2 separate regions of the Mus musculus genome follow, and region 1 is linked to region 2. A link is a loop called in an ENCODE intact Hi-C map of the cell type or tissue named here. Cell type or tissue: gastrocnemius. All regions are shown on one strand. Links, peaks and the distances in the headings refer to the core of each region. The heading gives the core; the rest is flanking DNA. Region 1 has its middle 9.7 kb from the start of Pkd2. Region 2 has its middle 16 kb from the start of Dmp1.

The links. Hi-C counts contacts between places; a loop is a spot of excess contacts. Peaks named below come from ENCODE experiments on the same cell type or tissue, not always from the same donor. Only the 100,000 strongest peaks of a DNase experiment are listed, where the experiment ranks them.
Region 1: a loop joins it to region 2, with 2.9 times the contacts of the local background. A loop is called at or near these places in 16 of 42 quality-filtered maps.

Annotation. Positions count from the first base shown.
Region 1 is chr5:104,445,610-104,453,949 of GRCm38, forward strand. No RefSeq gene overlaps it. Among named protein-coding and RNA genes, the nearest start is that of Pkd2, 9.7 kb to the right of the region's middle. In gastrocnemius, for the core only: a CTCF peak has its summit at 812 (motif pointing left); DNase peaks (open chromatin) are centred at 802 and 4,078.
Region 2 is chr5:104,214,538-104,222,877 of GRCm38, forward strand. No RefSeq gene overlaps it. Among named protein-coding and RNA genes, the nearest start is that of Dmp1, 16 kb to the left of the region's middle. In gastrocnemius, for the core only: a CTCF peak has its summit at 4,553 (motif pointing right); DNase peaks (open chromatin) are centred at 3,583 and 4,585.

The DNA of each region.
Region 1 (8,340 bases), core at 238-8,237, 230 kb after region 2:
CCTAAACATCCATGAAACAAAATATTAAGGTCAGACATAGCCCAGACTCATGTGGAGATTACTGTACGGTAGAGATGGTGTGGAATGCCACTTAGGGTATAAGACTACAACCCCTTATCACTGTGACATCCATGGTTAACTGAAGCGACTCATAACTTCTTGGTGTATTCACTTCTCTTGCCATCACAGCCAACCCCTAACAATCACAAGTTAATTGTGTCATCCCCACGTACCATAGAATGCAAGCAGCCTGTTTCCTGTCAGCACATGCTGAAATTCAAGGGCATCATCAACTTAACCCCACAATCAGAACTTTGAATTCTGGTACAATTAAAGACCATTCTGTTTCTCCATTATACAGGGCTTATGCAGGGGGTAGAAATCACACAACCCATTTGTACAGGGAGACTGTTATACCAAAAATTAATTACCAGAAAGAAGGTGTTAATAAAAGACAGAACTTAGTCTTAATGATAGCCATAGGAATGGGAATACCCATATAAGGAACAATTTGCAAAGAAGGTTCTCTTCCCTAAAAGTCTTCATTAGAAAGGTTGTAGCTGCAGCCCAGCAGATGAGCAGAAAAGTTTACTCAGGGTTTTTTCTGGACTGGTTGGCAGCTGGTGGGCTGAAGCTAACAGTCTGCTGGCAGAAGGGCTTCAGCACACTGAGGCTGGCAGGGTGTCTGGGGGTGGGTGCTCCAGTGCGCACTGCTGGATGCCGTATCTAAGAGGCAACCAGTCTTGCTTTAAGAACAAGGACACCAGGGACAGACAGAGCTAGTTAGTTCTGCAGTGTCCCTCCAGTGCCCTCTACTGACAAAGTGTCATTGTGCCAGTTGGCAGAGCAAGTGTGTTGCAGGATCCAGCTCCAGGATCACCGACCAAAGGGTGATGGATTTAGAAAAGGAATGCTAAGCTGATAGCTGGACAAAATCACTGGGAAAAGGCTAATTTGTGTGTGTGTGTGTGTGTGTGTGTGTGTGTGTGTGTGTGCGCACGAGAGAGAGAGCACATTTTATTTTATTTTTAGAAGGTTTTTTTTGATATTTTCTTTATTTACATTTCAAGTGTTTTCCCCTTTCTAGGTCTCCCCTTCAGAAGCCCCCTATCCCACCCTCACCCCCCACCTCTATGAGGATGCTCCCCCACCCACCCACCCACTCTTGTCTCTTTGCCCTACTGTTCCTCTACATGGGGCATCAAACACTCTCAGGCCCAAGGGCCTCTCCTTCCACTGACATCCAACAAGGCCATCCTCTGCCACATATGTGGTCAGTGGCATGGGACCCTCCACGTGTACTTTTTGGTTGGTGGTCCAGTCCCCAGGAGTTCTGGGTGGGGGGTCTGGCCTGTTGATACTGTTGCTCCCTCCATGGGACTGCAAACCCCCTCATCTCCTTCAGTCCCTTCTCCAATTCCTCCACTGGGGAACCCACCCCCACCCCCAACCCCACCCCCCACTCAATTGTCGTACCTTTGAAAAACAGGGGCTTTCCATGGGCATGTTTTGTTGTGTGAAGCCCAGAGGGAAAGGGCTTCTTTCAAATATATTCATTTTCATACAGTTTTTATGGTTTTTTGTTTTTGTTTTGTTCTGTTCTGTTTTGCTTTTTCTGTTCTGTTTTTGTTTGTTTGTTTGTCTGTCTGTCTACCCTTTTGCCACAATACTAAAACACACTGAGAATAAAAGAAGATAAACACTTCCTAACAGGTAAACTCAACTAACAAAATGTGAAGAAAGAATGACACAGTTAGAAAGCCATTTCAGAGCTGGAGAGGTGGCTCAGTGGTTAAGAGCACTGGCTGCTCTTCCAAAGGTCCTTAGTTCAAATCCCAGCAGCCACATGGTGGCTCACAGCCATCTGCAATGGGATCTCATGCCTCTTCTATGTGTCAAAGACAGCTACAGTATACTGACATACATAAAATAAAATATTTTGGAAAAAAAAAAAGAGAAAGAAAGCCATTTCCTAAATCACAACAGAAAAATGGACTCCAGGAATGACCACTGCTGAGTGCTAGGCTCAATGCATGAGAAGTGGTTCGTGTCAACATCGCACAACAGTGCTGAGAGAAAGAGGTTGCTCCTAACAGAAAATTACAATGGTCTTCATTTTCACCTAGCGTTCAAATTAAATTCACTAACACATCCTTCCTACTGTGATAAAATACGGTGTTCAAAGCTTTATCTTACCCTAACACATCCTTCCTACTGTGATAAAATACGGTGTTCAAAGCTTTATCTTACCCAGATATGCAAGATCCTAGGTTTACTCTTCAGATCTACCCTCCACACAAACACACATTCATGTAGAGATAGGACCTTATGCCCTCCACACAAACACACATTCACATAGACATAGGGCATTACACCCTCCACACATACACACATTCATGTAGAGATTGGACCTTATGCCCTCCACACAGACACATTCAAGTAGAGATAAGACCTTACAGGTAAATTGATTTTAAAAGCTGAGATGGCAGAATCTCACCTGTCACAATGAAAGATGAATAAGCTAGGTGCCACGAAGACAAAGAATGTGGAGCAGAACTAAAGGCACACACCTAAGGGTAAGATCCTAATGGAGTTATGCGAGACCCCGACTTTAAGCGTTTCTCCCTGAAAGGTAAAGCCCCTAAAACATTCCCCCAAGCTTGTTTTCCCTGATCTCTAAAAATACAGCCAGAAAGAAGCTCTTTGTTCTCTATAGCCAGCAAAAAAAGCCTTTTTGTTTCTATACCTTACAACCAGAGATGCGATAATTGTAAAAAGACCTAGCCAGGAGCTTGCCTGGCTCCCTGTGCCAAGGACACGGAGATAAACTCCACAAAGAAGAGCTACAACTCACTCCCCACTCCTCATACCTTGTAATTTTACCAAGGACACCCGCCAGAGAAGAGCTGTAGCCAAACTCCTCCCAACTCCTCCCAACTCCTCCTCCCAACTCCTCCCAATTCCTCACTTTATCCTTTAAAAGTCCCCTACTGTTACCTCTCAGGGTCGAACTCCCCTGCCCTGCAAGGCAAAAGGAGTTTGTCCTCAGCTAGCTGATAATAAAGCCTCTTGCAGTTTTGCATCAGATGTGGCTATTGGGGTGCCGGCCAGCTCATCCCGGGACTTGAGCAGAAGTCTCCCCAGTTTCAGGGGTCTTATAGTTACAGTACCAAAGCCACCTATGTTGAGGTCTACTTTGGAATTATTATCTGGATACTGTTAAATAAATCTCCCCAAGCTTTGCATGGAAATGATACATCTACACTCTGAAAGGTGAGGATAAACAGGAACAGAGGCCTTATTCCAAATCCAAACTAAGACACTTCCCTTTCACCCTGCATCACTTTCAGACTCAGACAGAGGTGGAGATAGAGTAATGATGTCACACAGAGTGCGGCCAGATGGAGACCTGCAAAGATAAAGTAGTGATGTCATAAGGAATGCAGTCAGAAGCAGAAGCACACTGTCTCCCTCCGTTAAGGGTCAAACAGTGATCTGAGTCCCTACTCCAAGAAGCTAGAAGCAAACCCACTGCAGGGAGAAGAAACACCAAAGATAAGAGTGTGGCCGATGAAAATGGAAACAGGTGATCAACAGGACACAATAAACAGTGAATAAACAGTGTTCTTTCTTCTGGACAAATACCTGGGGCTATAGACTGCTTGTCATATATACACAGGGCTCTTGGTAACAACCCCAGCTATATCAAGTATATTACTTAAAAATGCTCTAGGAAGACAAGCACTGGCAAAAACTGAGAGGACACATTGTTGCCGTCAGGAAACAAACAGGAGTGATCACACCCGCCCTTCTGCTTCTTAAAGGGAACAAGGAAAAGCTGGTGTGGTGAAATGAAGCGTCCACCAAGATATATGCATTGGGTTCAATATCCAATATCTCAAGGTGCAAAGTCACTGCACATATAATTCGTTTAATTAAAATGAGGCCACAGGGAAGTAGAGTGTGGCTGTAACCTTATAAGAAAACCTTATATTCGAGGATGGAGCCATCACATAGTGATATCCCAGAAGCCAGAGAGGAGGAGAAGAATCCCCTCTGCTGATTTCCATGGAAACATGCCCCCCACTGACACTGTGCTGGTTTTGTGAGACCCTGATTTAGAGCGTTTCTCCCTGAAAGGTAAAGCCCCTAAAACATTCCCCCAAGCTTGTTTTCCCTGATCTCTAAAAATACAGCCAGAAAGAAGCTCTTTGTTCTCTATAGCCAGCAAAAAGCCTTTTTATTTCTATACCTTACAAACCAGAGATTGTAATTAATAATTGTAAAAAGACCTAGTCAGGCACTTGCTTGACTCCCTGTGCTAAGGACACAGAGATAGACGCTGGAGAGGAGCTATAGCTCCTCCCCACCCCCCAGAGGAGCTGTGGCCAACTCTCCTCCCAACTCCTCCCAATTCCTCACGTTTCCTTAAAAAGCCCCCTACTATTACCGCTGGGGGTCGAACTCCCCTGCCCTGTAGGGCAGAAGGAGTTTGTCCTCAGCTAGTTGATAATAAAACTTCTTGCAGTTTGCATCAGGTGTGGTTTTCTCTCATTGGGCTGCCGGCCAGCTTATCCCGGGACTTGAGCGGAGGCCCAGATTCGGGGTCTTACAGTTTCAGACTCCTGGCGTCCAGAAGACAAGACAAAATATTTCTATAGTTTTTTACATCATTCTGTTTGTGGGACTTTGTTACATCGTCTGAAAGACAAATATAAGCCGGGCAGTGGTGGTCCACGCCTTTAATCCAGTACTTGGGAGGTAGGTGGATCTACAAGTTTGAGGCCAGCCTGGTCTACAAAGTGACTTCTAGGACCCCCAGGTGCTTCACAAAAAAAAAAAAATAAAATAAAATAAAATAAAATAAAACAAGCAAACAAAACAAATTCAATATGAACAACTTTGTGCTCCTGTGTTAATAGAGAAGAAACCAAACAGCTTTCCAAAGGCTTTTGACTCTGAGGTTTGACAACAAAACTCAGTTGTGTTGTCAGCTGGGGCCGCCTGATAATCACTGAACCTGTAACTCAAAACTCCTGAAAAAGAAACTCCTGATCCAGACAACTATACTGGAAAATGGTACCAAACATTCAAAGAACTAGCACACATTTTTCTCCTTTGCTTACAGAAAGCGGAAGAGGAGGAAATTCTGTCCAGCTGATTTTATAAGACAAGTTTTACTCTCACATCAAATCCAGACAAAGACATAGACAACACACTCGGGCACACACACACAGCTGTGTACATTCATGGCACACTCACACACATGCACAAAATGATACTGAAAACCCATAACTCTTATAAACCTGTGCACAAAGATCTTAGGCAGAATGGTAGAAAACAACATGCAACAATGTATGAAAATGTACATTTTAACTCTACACCTTAACCAGGTAGGACCCAATATAGGTGTACTGGCTGATTTTGTGTGTCAACTTGACACAAGCTGGAGTTATCACAGAGAAAGGAGCTTCAGTTGAGGAAATGCCTCCATGAGATCCAACCATAAGGCATTTTCTCAATTAGTGATCAAGGGTGGGAGGGTCCATTGTGGGTAGTGCCATTCCTGGGCTGGAGTCTTGGGTTCTATAAGAAGCAAGCTAAGCAAGCCAGGGGAAGCAAGCCAGTAAAGAGCATCCCTCCATGGCCTCTACATCAGCTCCTGCTTCCTGACCTGTTTGAGGTCCAGTCCTGACTTCCTTGGTGATGAACAGCAGTATGGAATTGTAAGCTGAATAAACCCTTTCCTCCCCAACTTGCTTCTTGGTCATAATGTTTGTGCAGGAATAGAAACCCTGACTAAGACAACAGGTATGCAAGGCTTGTTCAGTGTTTGAAAACTGAATAATGTGTTCCATTATATCAATAAACTAAAGAAGAAAAATCACATGATGGCATCAGTGACATAAAGAATTTAATAAATACAATCCACAGTTTAAAAAAATCTAGGAAAAAAAAAAGAGCACATAGGGATCTTGGAAAAGCATCTGGTGTATAAACTGCAGGACCTGTGTTGCATCTCTATTACCCACTTTTAAAAAGCCTGGCATGGATGGACTTATTTGTAACCCTAGCTCAAGCCAAATGAAGGTTCTCAAAACTCACTGGGAAACTAGTCAATTGGTCAGTAGGTTCAGTGAAAGACAAGCAACTGTGGAAGGTGCCCTGTACCAACCTATAAACTATATCATATACACACACATACATGCAAATACCATATAAACACACAAACTATATCATACATACATACACACATATATACACACTTGCATACACCACACACACACACACACACATACACACACACCTTAGAGACCCCCCAGGCCAGCCACTGTCTGCCGTATTCAGCTTATTCAGCCCAAATGTGCTCAGTCTTTCATGCATGTGATTAGCGTGATTCTTATCGGTCTGCAAGATCCACTTCTATTCAAATCTACTTATTTGTTCTAATTTCCTTTGCAAGTGTCAGAGACCCTAACCTAAATAAGACGGTCAAAAAGAAAAGTTATAGCTCCAATACGTACGGACTCTGGGGCTCAAGTGTCATGTTATCAAAATACGTGTCCTCAAGGCTCGTTCTGTGCTGTCTTAACATGCGTGCTTCTATGACCCTCCTAAGACAGAGTGGATCAGAGAGCCCCAGAGTTAGACTCTAGGATCTGTGTTTTAGAACAAAACAATGTCATAGCAGTGTGTCATAAAGATTAAATGTTGGTTACAGGCTTTACTTGTGTGACAACTTAATAACAAATTTACTGCCAGCAGAGATGGTCCTTCTGACTCATTCATAGCCACGATCTTACAAAATGGTCATGAAGCAAGTGCTGTGTGAAGTCTGGGAGGAACTGGGGATACTGAGACCCTGGTTCATGTTGGGGTCAAGAGGTATTTGAGAAATGATCTGATCCACTATGGGAAAGTCTGGGTTGGAGGAAGTATATAGTTCAAAGTCTTGTAGCAACCATGTCCAAATGTGATAATGAATAAATTAAAGTTAAGATGCAAGTTTATATGGTACTCCAAATAATTCTGTTTTCAGTCGCTCCTTGAATGAACATGCAGAGGATAAATATATGTGCACTCGACCAAATGAGAATATAGCACAGGAAAATATCTATTTCAAGGCTGGAGATGATGCTCTTTTGAGAGAGTGCTGGAACTAAGGGCATGGTGGCAAACATCTGTTGTCTCACCTTTTAGGAGGTGGGGACAGGAGGATCAGAAGGTCAAGGTTATCCTCTGCTACACACTGAGTTTGAGGTCAGTCTAGATTACATGAAACAAGACGTGTGTGTGTGTGTGTGGGTTTGTGTGTGTGTGTGTGTGTGTGTGTGTGTGTGTGTGTTTGTGCTCACTGATAATGCAGCAACCCAATCATTAATTTGATTTTGGTTTGCTTCTGTTCCTCACATTCTTCGTGAAGCAGTTTTTGCATATGTGCTCTTGGCTCCACTCTTCCTGTTTGAGTCGTTTGGCTGCCAGCTTGTCTGGACTCAGAACTCCACAACACAAACTAGCAGACAAGAGAAGGTTTTCCCTTCTATCACTTGGTGAAAAACTAACCCACATTCTGGCTTGAGTAACATTGATCAAACTTGGCCATGGCTCTCCTTCTCTATTACATCCACAGGGGCTGAGGGGGCCAGATACTCTGATTGGCCATGTTTGACTGCTTGACTCACTTCTTGGGAGCTAAAGGGTGCCAGCCACCTCTGAATCACACACAGACTCAGACTCAGAACAGGGCAGAACCATTGCTGCCCAGAAAGTCTGACTACCACTGTCACTCAAAAAGAGACAGGCTGCTGAACCACAGATGCCAGTGAAGAAACCAGCAGCACCCTCCCCTGGGTGTGCATCTCCCTCAAGAAGGTGACTGACAGAAGGTACAAAGAACGCAGACATGTACATGGTGGGCCAGTAAGTAAACAGAGACCAGGGTTGTAGATGAGGAAGATGTCAGGAGATGTTGACAAATGAGAGTCTGAGTCTAGAAAGATCTTAAGTTTCTGTGAACTGTAAAAAGAGGGAGTGAGAGAGACTTGAAGATACTTCCGGGTAGTCTGTTTATACAGTTTGCTTCCCTTGAAAACAGAAATTATGCCTCATTTTTGTTTCCCTGGAATCCACCAAGACACCTGATGTCTGTGAGCGTTCACTAAAGGCTCGGTGAATTTGTTAATATTTCCTCATTAGCATTCGATCTGAATTCCACCGGGGATCTGAAAATGAAGTATTTAACTTCATTACTCTGAACAGGAAACTAGGACAGAGAGGTTTGGACTCTATCACCACAGTGCCAGCTAAGGCTGATGCCAAGATAACAGACACTGGCAGGTC
Region 2 (8,340 bases), core at 262-8,261:
TAGAGTAAAATCTTAGCTTTGATGAGACCTCATGAAAACCTTGTAATGTTTGAGATTACTATTCATTCTTAATATTCTGTCAGAGGCTCATCTGCATATTCTGGGAGGTATGGGAAAACAAAACCCTTCAGCTTTTGTTTCTGAGGGAAACGATTCCACCTCAGCTCTTCTGTCTTACCAGAGTGTTTACCTTCAGGTGCACACTAGAGCACATGTGAGTTTTCCTAGCAGGTCTCCCTACCTATCCCTACCTATCCCTACCTATCCCTACCTATCCCTACCTATCCCTACCTATCCCTACCTATCCCTACCTATCCCTACCTATCCCTACCTATCCCTACCTATCCCTACCATCTATCCCTATCTATCCCTACCTATCCCTACCTATCCCTACCTATCCCTACCTATCCCTACCTATCCCTACCTATCCCTACCTATCCCTACCTATCCCTACAGTTAGAGAATCCAGACTTTGGTCTGATCCTCTTTATCCTTCCTTCACAAGGACAAAGCTGTGTTTCCTTGAGGATATATACGTGTGTGTGTGTGTGTGTGTGTGTGTGTGTGTGTGTGTGTGTGCATTTAAATATGCATACATATTCTCTAATCCTTTCCTATGAGATGCTAATTTAGGGGGTCTAGAGCAGGACCTGGAATTACTCTACTATAGCCCAGTGTCGGTCTGGGTTCTGGGCTCTTTATAGTAAACTGCAGGGTTCCTGCAAACTCATAGCTCCTTCAAAGATAACTGTCCCACCGGGGTCTCTCAGGAGTCCCAGGCATAGGTAACTTGTTCTCACTACTCAAATATCCCATCTGATCCTGAGTGGCTGGACCGGATGAGTGTCTGACACGGGGGAGCCTGTCTCTAGTGGCTTGTAGCCTCTAGGAAGCCAGCGGCAAGGCTTTCCTTGAATGTGACGATGGTATCAGGTCTAACTTGGCCTTTCCTTCCTGGAAACCTGGATATACAAAACGAAAGAACCCTGAAAGTGGTCAGAACAAAACCAGGAAGGGATACACAGAGAAGCAGAAATGGAGAGGCGGTGTGGGTTGGCCTGGTGCTGTTTGTCTTCAGATGTTTACTCTGCTTCCTCAAGAGGGGTTGCCCCCAATAAGCAGTCCATTTCATACTCAGCTGATCTCATGTGAACATTTTCTCCATTTTAACCTGCCAGTAAAGGCCAGAGCCTGTGATTGGGCAGTAGAGGGGAATGGGGGGGCTGGAGGTTTGAGAGTGGGGACACATAGGAGAGAGAAGTGGAGGAGAGGGGAAGGAGAGAGGACAGAAGACTTGATGGACCTGATCTATGTGGCCAGGAGAAACCACAAGTAGTAAAAGGTCTTAAGTTAGTGTAGTGTTAGATCTGCCCGATCTAGGCATACAGCTTACAGTTACAATAATTGGATTGTATGCTTTTTATATGGGCTTATTGGGGCTAGAAATTATAGCAACAGAGAGGGGTACATACACCACATTAATATAAAGCATAAAGAAAAACGTTGTATTCCCAATGCTGAGTAAAATGGCCTTCTTCTGATTGCACACCGGACTGCCCGTCTCCTGTTGGTCACCAGGCTTTCCCAGACTCTTCTCAAGTCCCACTTCCCTCCTCACCACACACCCACCATCTTAACAACTATAGTGAGTCTTTGTTTCTTTCAACTAAGACGCCTAACGAGCCCAGGTTCATAGGTCGGTGTATTAAGTTAGCCAGTTGCCTTTAGCCTCGGACTCCTCAAGGAAGTTAACAAGGAAGTTAATACACACACACACACACACACACACACACACACACACATTAGACATTCTTGCATCTTGCATCTGGAAGTGGCATAAAGTGTTGACTGGAAGTGGCATCAGAGAAAAGTTGACTGGATGGTTTTAGCTTTGAAGGTACAGAAGTTTCTTCCAGAAATTCCTCACTGGAGTATGTGGCATATAGTCTATTTGGTTAGACAAACCATATTAGTGTGTTAGGTTATTTCAAAAATGAAACTTGATTGAAAAGGAACACCCATCTCTAGAAGTGTGCGTGAATGCGTTTCCAGGGACAATTAGATCATGAGATTTCTGACCTGAAGAATGGACCAATCATTGCATCATTACTTGATGACGTCATCTGGAGACATTAAAAAGTAGGCGGCAAGGCCTTTGGAGGAAGGAGTGACAGCAGGTATCGGCCTGCATGCTGCCTCTTGCCCTTTCTGAGAAATTCTTTCTCTGCTTCATGTCTGCTGTGTTGTGAGCTGCTTTGCCCTACCCTCCCACCACACAGAATAAACCCTTTAAAGCTACGTACCCACATATATCCTTCCTTCTTGGGTTATGTCTAGTGGGTAGGCTTTCGAAGCAATGGAAAAAAAGTACCAGGTAATTGTAAGGTGCAGCCAGTACAGAGAGCTTGTACTATCATATAATGCTCAATTCTAGACCTTTTGACTGTTCTTAGGCCTCTGTCGGGTGAAGAGGAAACTGTAAGGGAGAACTCTAATCCCAGTTCATTGGATGGATTGGACTCTGCCCCTCCGCCCCAGGCTAGCTGGATTCTGCTGACAGGGAGTTACAGGTGCATCATTTGGCTATCTGGTGAATGCACCTCATTGGCTTTCAGATGATAACAATTAAGACACAGCTAGTCATCAGAATAAAATGCAAGGATGTTTTGTGTCTTGAAAAACCGCTCATCTGAGCGTTAATTACAGTAGGTACTGCCTGAGTTCTCTCACTGTTTTTCTATCTGCATCGGCTTCATGTCAAGACAAACCACGATTTAAATCATAAAAGGTCTCCCTCTGCCTTTGTACCACGACACACCAGACAGAAGACATCCCTGCCGGAGAATCATCTTCTGACTGGAGCAGACATGATCAGGAAGCCCGGGTCCCCCTTCCAACACAGATCAGCAAGTGAATTATTTTAAGCAGCTGAATATACATGATGTGATTGCTCAGAGATCTCCTTGTGCAGCTGACAGGAAAGGCAAGACATAGTCGGGCCTGGAGACCTGCTGGAGTTTAGTTCCGGTGGGGAAGAAGGCCAGGCGAGCACAGGGGAAGCTGAACAACTCCCGCTATCATTTTATCTTTGCACCCTGGTGCCCTTCCTGCGCTCTATCCCCATTCCAGCCCGCCGTGCTAAGTAGGCTTCTACTTTCTGTGCTTCCAAAAGGCATTCGTACAAGTAAGGGCAATACGATTTTTCTTCAGATGGTCACGCTGGTCCTCAAAGGACTACTTTCCTATCTCTTTCCATTTAAGGCAGAAGGGATGTGAATCTCTGCCCGGCCTTATCAAGGGGAAGGCTTGATGGAAGCAAAAGACCTGGAGGGATGAGAAAGTTCTAGAACTACAGAGAAAGAAAAGAGACAGGCAGACAGAGGAAGGAAAACAAACAAACAAAAAAAGAGACGTGTTCCCTTGAGAATGGGATTTCATTTAGGTTGTCTTTTGAGGGGAAAAAATGAAGAACTATTTCCACCATTTTCTAGAAACTGTGTGTGTGTGTGTGTGTGTGTGTGTGTGTGTGTGCACAGGTAGGGGGCGCTGTTGAGAGTTTCCCTTTGGGAATAGAGCGTGCTTACTTTGCTTTTCAAATAGGAAATAATCACGTGAGCCATGCAGGAAATGGCGGCCCACTCACCGGGATGCAGAAGGTTCCTGATGTCATTTACCCAGCAGCAGACACAGTTTGGCCTCTTGGCTATGCTCTGAAAACATGGACAGTTTTCATAGTCGCAGTCAGAGTCATTTTTACGTGTTTATCAATATACATGTCTTCTCCTGTTTTATAGTTTTCACATCCCCACAAATTACCCAAATGATCTTTTCATCTTTCTTCTTTTCCCTTAACAATATTAGTGGTGAAGCTGCAAACATTTTTGTGCTAATATCATTTTGCTGATTGCCAACCTTAGATGCTCTGTTCTGAATTAACTAAGCAAGAAGAGCACCCCTAATCCAAAATCCATCAAGATCCCTTACAGTTATTCTTCTCGCCAGTCTGGGTGGAGAAACAATCACACAGGATCTGGAGTATCTTCTACGCAAAGTACGTTTAACTAAGCTAGGTTTTTTGGCTTGATGCTGATAATTTGGTGCTACCATGTGAGAGCAAAAAACGCAGCTCACTCAAAGACGACACAACAATTCCTAAATTGCAGCCTTTCCAGAGTTCAGTGTAGAGTTACAAGTTAACAATATCATTATGATTTTAAAAGATGAACATTATCATTATATGTAATTGGAACCAACCTCCCTCCCTCCATCCCTCCTTCCATCCCTCCCTTTTCCCCTCCCTTCTTTCTTTCCTTCCTCCCTCTCCCAGGTTTGCTTCAAGTTCACTGTGCAGCTCAGGATGACCTCTAACTGTAGACCATTCTCAGACTGCCAAGTAGTGGGATTACCTATGTACACCACCATACCCAAATCTTTATTTCTTTTTTTAAAAAGTATGATTCTTCATAAATCTTCCATTCCTGAAGCTAACGTTTGAATGAAAATGACCCAATGGTGTAATTTCTACAATCTCCAGAAGATGGCAGCATTGCCTGCTGTTGTAGCCTCTGAACATCCGGACCCCTTCACCCCCATCCCTGAGGATCACGGGATCCAGAGCACAGGAGGTTCTTATATTGGAAGGTCCTGGTCCTTTATCTGTCACCAATAACTTTATATATTCCCGTGCATGCTGTCACAATCTCTGTGAGTTCATATGTGTGTCAGGCTGATATGTGAGGAAGACACCATTTCCATCGCCTCTGCCTCTCAGTCCTTCTGCCTCCTCTACTGTACGTAGCAAAAATCAATAATTAAAAAAAAAAAGTTAAATAAACGAACACCCCGCATCAACTCTCCTTTGCAAGTGTCCACTTTATTATCGAAAAAGCTCCCACTGTTTAAACTAAAGTCTGGTGTTTTCATCCTCTGAGTCGTTTTACCTGCCTGTGAGTAGATGAGGGCTTAGGATACACCAGCCCTAAATTTGCCGTTCAGATGACGCCGCTGCATCAACTGTGTGGGGATAATGCTCACTCTGCTCTCACCTGTCTCTTGAGAGCAGAAGAAAAAGTTCATATGTAAAAGATGCCCTTGCCAAAAGGAAAGGGTAGTGCTTATCGAGGGAAGCAGGAGGAAATGCCTTTGACATTAACCTCATTTTCATTGTTACTTCTCTACCTGGATAGCTGCCCTCCTCGAGCCCCCTTGCCTTGTTCTGTCCCCTCGACTTTCTACTCTGTGCAATTCAGTGTTTGTGTTCAACTCCATACCTCCGGATCTTCACTCCCCTGCTAGGTTCTCAGGTCTGGCTGAAAAACCCAAGTATAGAGATAAAGTTTTGCTTTCCTCACAGAGGCACACAACATAGAGACAGGAAGCAAGAAGCACGATTAGGAGGTTGCCATGGTGTGTTAGTTAGGACTCTTTAAGCGATGGAAAGAATTTAAAAAGTAAATTATCGCGGGGCGTGGTGGCGCACGCCTTTAATCCCAGCACTTGGGAGGCAGAGGCAGGCAGGTTTCTGAGTTCGAGGCCAGCCTGGTCTACAGAGTGAGTTCCAGGACAGCCAGGGCTACACAGAGAAACCCTGTCTCGAAAAACCAAAAAATAAAAAAATTTTAAAAAGTAACTTATCATAAGGAAACTAGAATGAAATACAAGAAGCCCAAGGAGGGAGACATCACTGGAGCTCTGCTTCCTGCTCCCAGAGCTCCGCCTCCTGCTCCCAGAGCTCCGCCTCCTGCTCCCAGAGCTCCACCTCCTGCTCCCGGAGCTCTGCCTCCTGCTCTGGGTCTGTCCTCTACCTTTTGTATGCTTCTCTCCTCTTCCTCAGCCACAGGCATTTCCTACTTTTGTTGACATGTATGGAGAGAAGCATGGCTACCAACATCCAGACACAACATATCCACCAACACAGATGATTTCGGTTTTCGTCAGGTCTAGGGAAAGATTTTGCCTTGCCTAACTCGGACCGACCCAATGTTATCAGTGGGACAAGATCCAGTAACTTAAAATGGGTCTATTGAGCACACACTTAGAAAAAGGCAGTTTCCAGATGTGAGTTGGGGTGCATAGATCCAAGAACGTGTCTAATCCACATCAGGACCTAGACAGAAGCCATAGCGTGTGATTCCATTGTGACATGGTGACTTGGTGTGGCAGTGATAAGGTGATTGGTGTAATGGTGACACAGTATCAAGCTGGTGTGGTGTCAAGGTTCCATGGTGTGTCAGTGTTAAGGTGTACGGTGACATGGTAACATGGTGTCATGGTAACATGGTGACATGCTGTCATGGTGACATGTTGTCATGGTGTCATAGCAACATGGTGTTATGCTATCATGGTGATCTGCTGTCATGTGACATGGTGTCATGGTGAGATGGTGTCATGATGACTGGTGTCATGGCGTGACAATGATAATGTGATTGGAGATGTGGTACCATGGTGTATGCTGTCATGGTGATGTGTTTTGATGGAGATATGGTGCCATTGCCATATGGTGCCATGGCATGTGGTGTCATGGTTCCATAGTGATAGGCTTCTGTGGGGATATGGTACCTTTACTGGTTGGTATTGTGTGTCAACTTGACACAGCTGGAGTTATCACAGAGAAAGGAGCCTCTCTTGAGGAAATACCTCCATGAGATTCAGCTGTAAGGCATCTTCTCAATTAGTGATCAAAGGGGCAGAGCCTCTTGTGGTTGGTGCCACCCCTGGGCTGGAAGACCTGGGTTCTATAAGAAAGTAAGCTAAGCAAGCCAGGGGAAGCAAACCAGTAAGTAACCTCCCTCCATGGCCTCTGCATCAGCTCCTGCTTCTTGACCTGCTTGAGTTCCAGTCTAGACTTCCTTTGGTGATGAATAGCAGTGTGGAAGTGTAAGCTGAATAAACCCTTTCCTCCCCAACTTGCTTCTTGGTCATATTTGTGCAGGAATAGAAACACTGACTAAGACAGTGCCATGATTCTTGAATTGTGTCCTAGTGATTAGATGGCAAGGAGACATGGAAGAAATAAATAAAAGGACACATAGATAAGATATATTTGGAAGACATAATTGTGGGAATGGAAATGATTAGATAAAAGATGAAAGACTAAATATGTCACACCTTGCAGATACCACAAACCAAAACAAGGAAAGCTTACACTTGGGAATATGGGCAGAAAATTTTGTGACTTGGTGATGTTGATAATTTTAAGCTGGCCTAAAATGTCTACCTAGATTTTTGTGGTAGATCATAACATATTTTGAGAAGATTTAAATTTAGTTTTTACAACCTCTAATTGAAAACATAGTAAGTTGCCTTACGTAATTGGATCTTTTGATGCAGCAGAACAAAGACACCAAGCTGGAATGTTTTCTTTGCTATTGCTTGCACATACAGTATTTTAGGGCACACTACTTGGAGTTGGATAAGCAGTTAGGGTGCTCATCTTTGGGGAAGACTAATTCTCACCCTCTCTGGAAGGTTTTAATGATTTGTAGCTCTTCATCTAGGGGTTTAAAAAAAAATCTTAACTCCATGTTCTATTCCATTGGAAAGATACTGAACTACCTCAGACCCAATTCTGAAGTATAATTTGCTATTTTGTAATCTAAAAACAAACAAGCAAACAAACAAACAAATAAATAAATGTCTTTAAAGAGGGGCCTTGTCTGATCTGGGGCAATGGGGACTCATGGCTGAATCCTTCAATAAGCACCAATCTCCCCTCTGCCCCCAGTGGGAATCCGAGCAAAGCTTGCTTCCCCTACATGTCCACTCTCTTTGTTCAAAGCTCTTCTTATTGCCCTTGGCTGAGTCAGTGGGGTTAGGATACTTCTTCGGCTACCCCAACACAGTAGTTGACACTATAGTCGGCTCCAGGCCACCTTCAGCTTCCTCACAGGTGGCTTCTGCACGGGCTACCAAGAAAGGATGAGCAGGGTGGAACAAGAGTTTCTAGTCTAACCTCAGGAGCGACATCTCGTCTCCTTTGCTCTCTAAATGTGTACCACATGAGTACTTAGTGCCCTCAGAGGTGAGGAGAGACTGCCAGACTGCCGACACTGGAGTTAAGAATACTTTTCAGCTGATATATGGGTGCTGGAAGCCAAATCCCAGACCTCTGCAAGAGCAACAAGTGCTCTGGACCACAAGGCCCCACAGAACGGTGATTTTTACTGTGTATATCTGGGGATAGTTCTATGACATGGTAGTCACCACTGTCTACTATGGACAATGTTGTGGAGGACACAGCTTCTTCCAGTCTCTTTTATGTTGGTCCATAACAAGTTGTTTGGAGCTCTCATTACCAGGAAGGGCTGTGTCTCACAAGCAACCGATTTATTCTAAACTCAC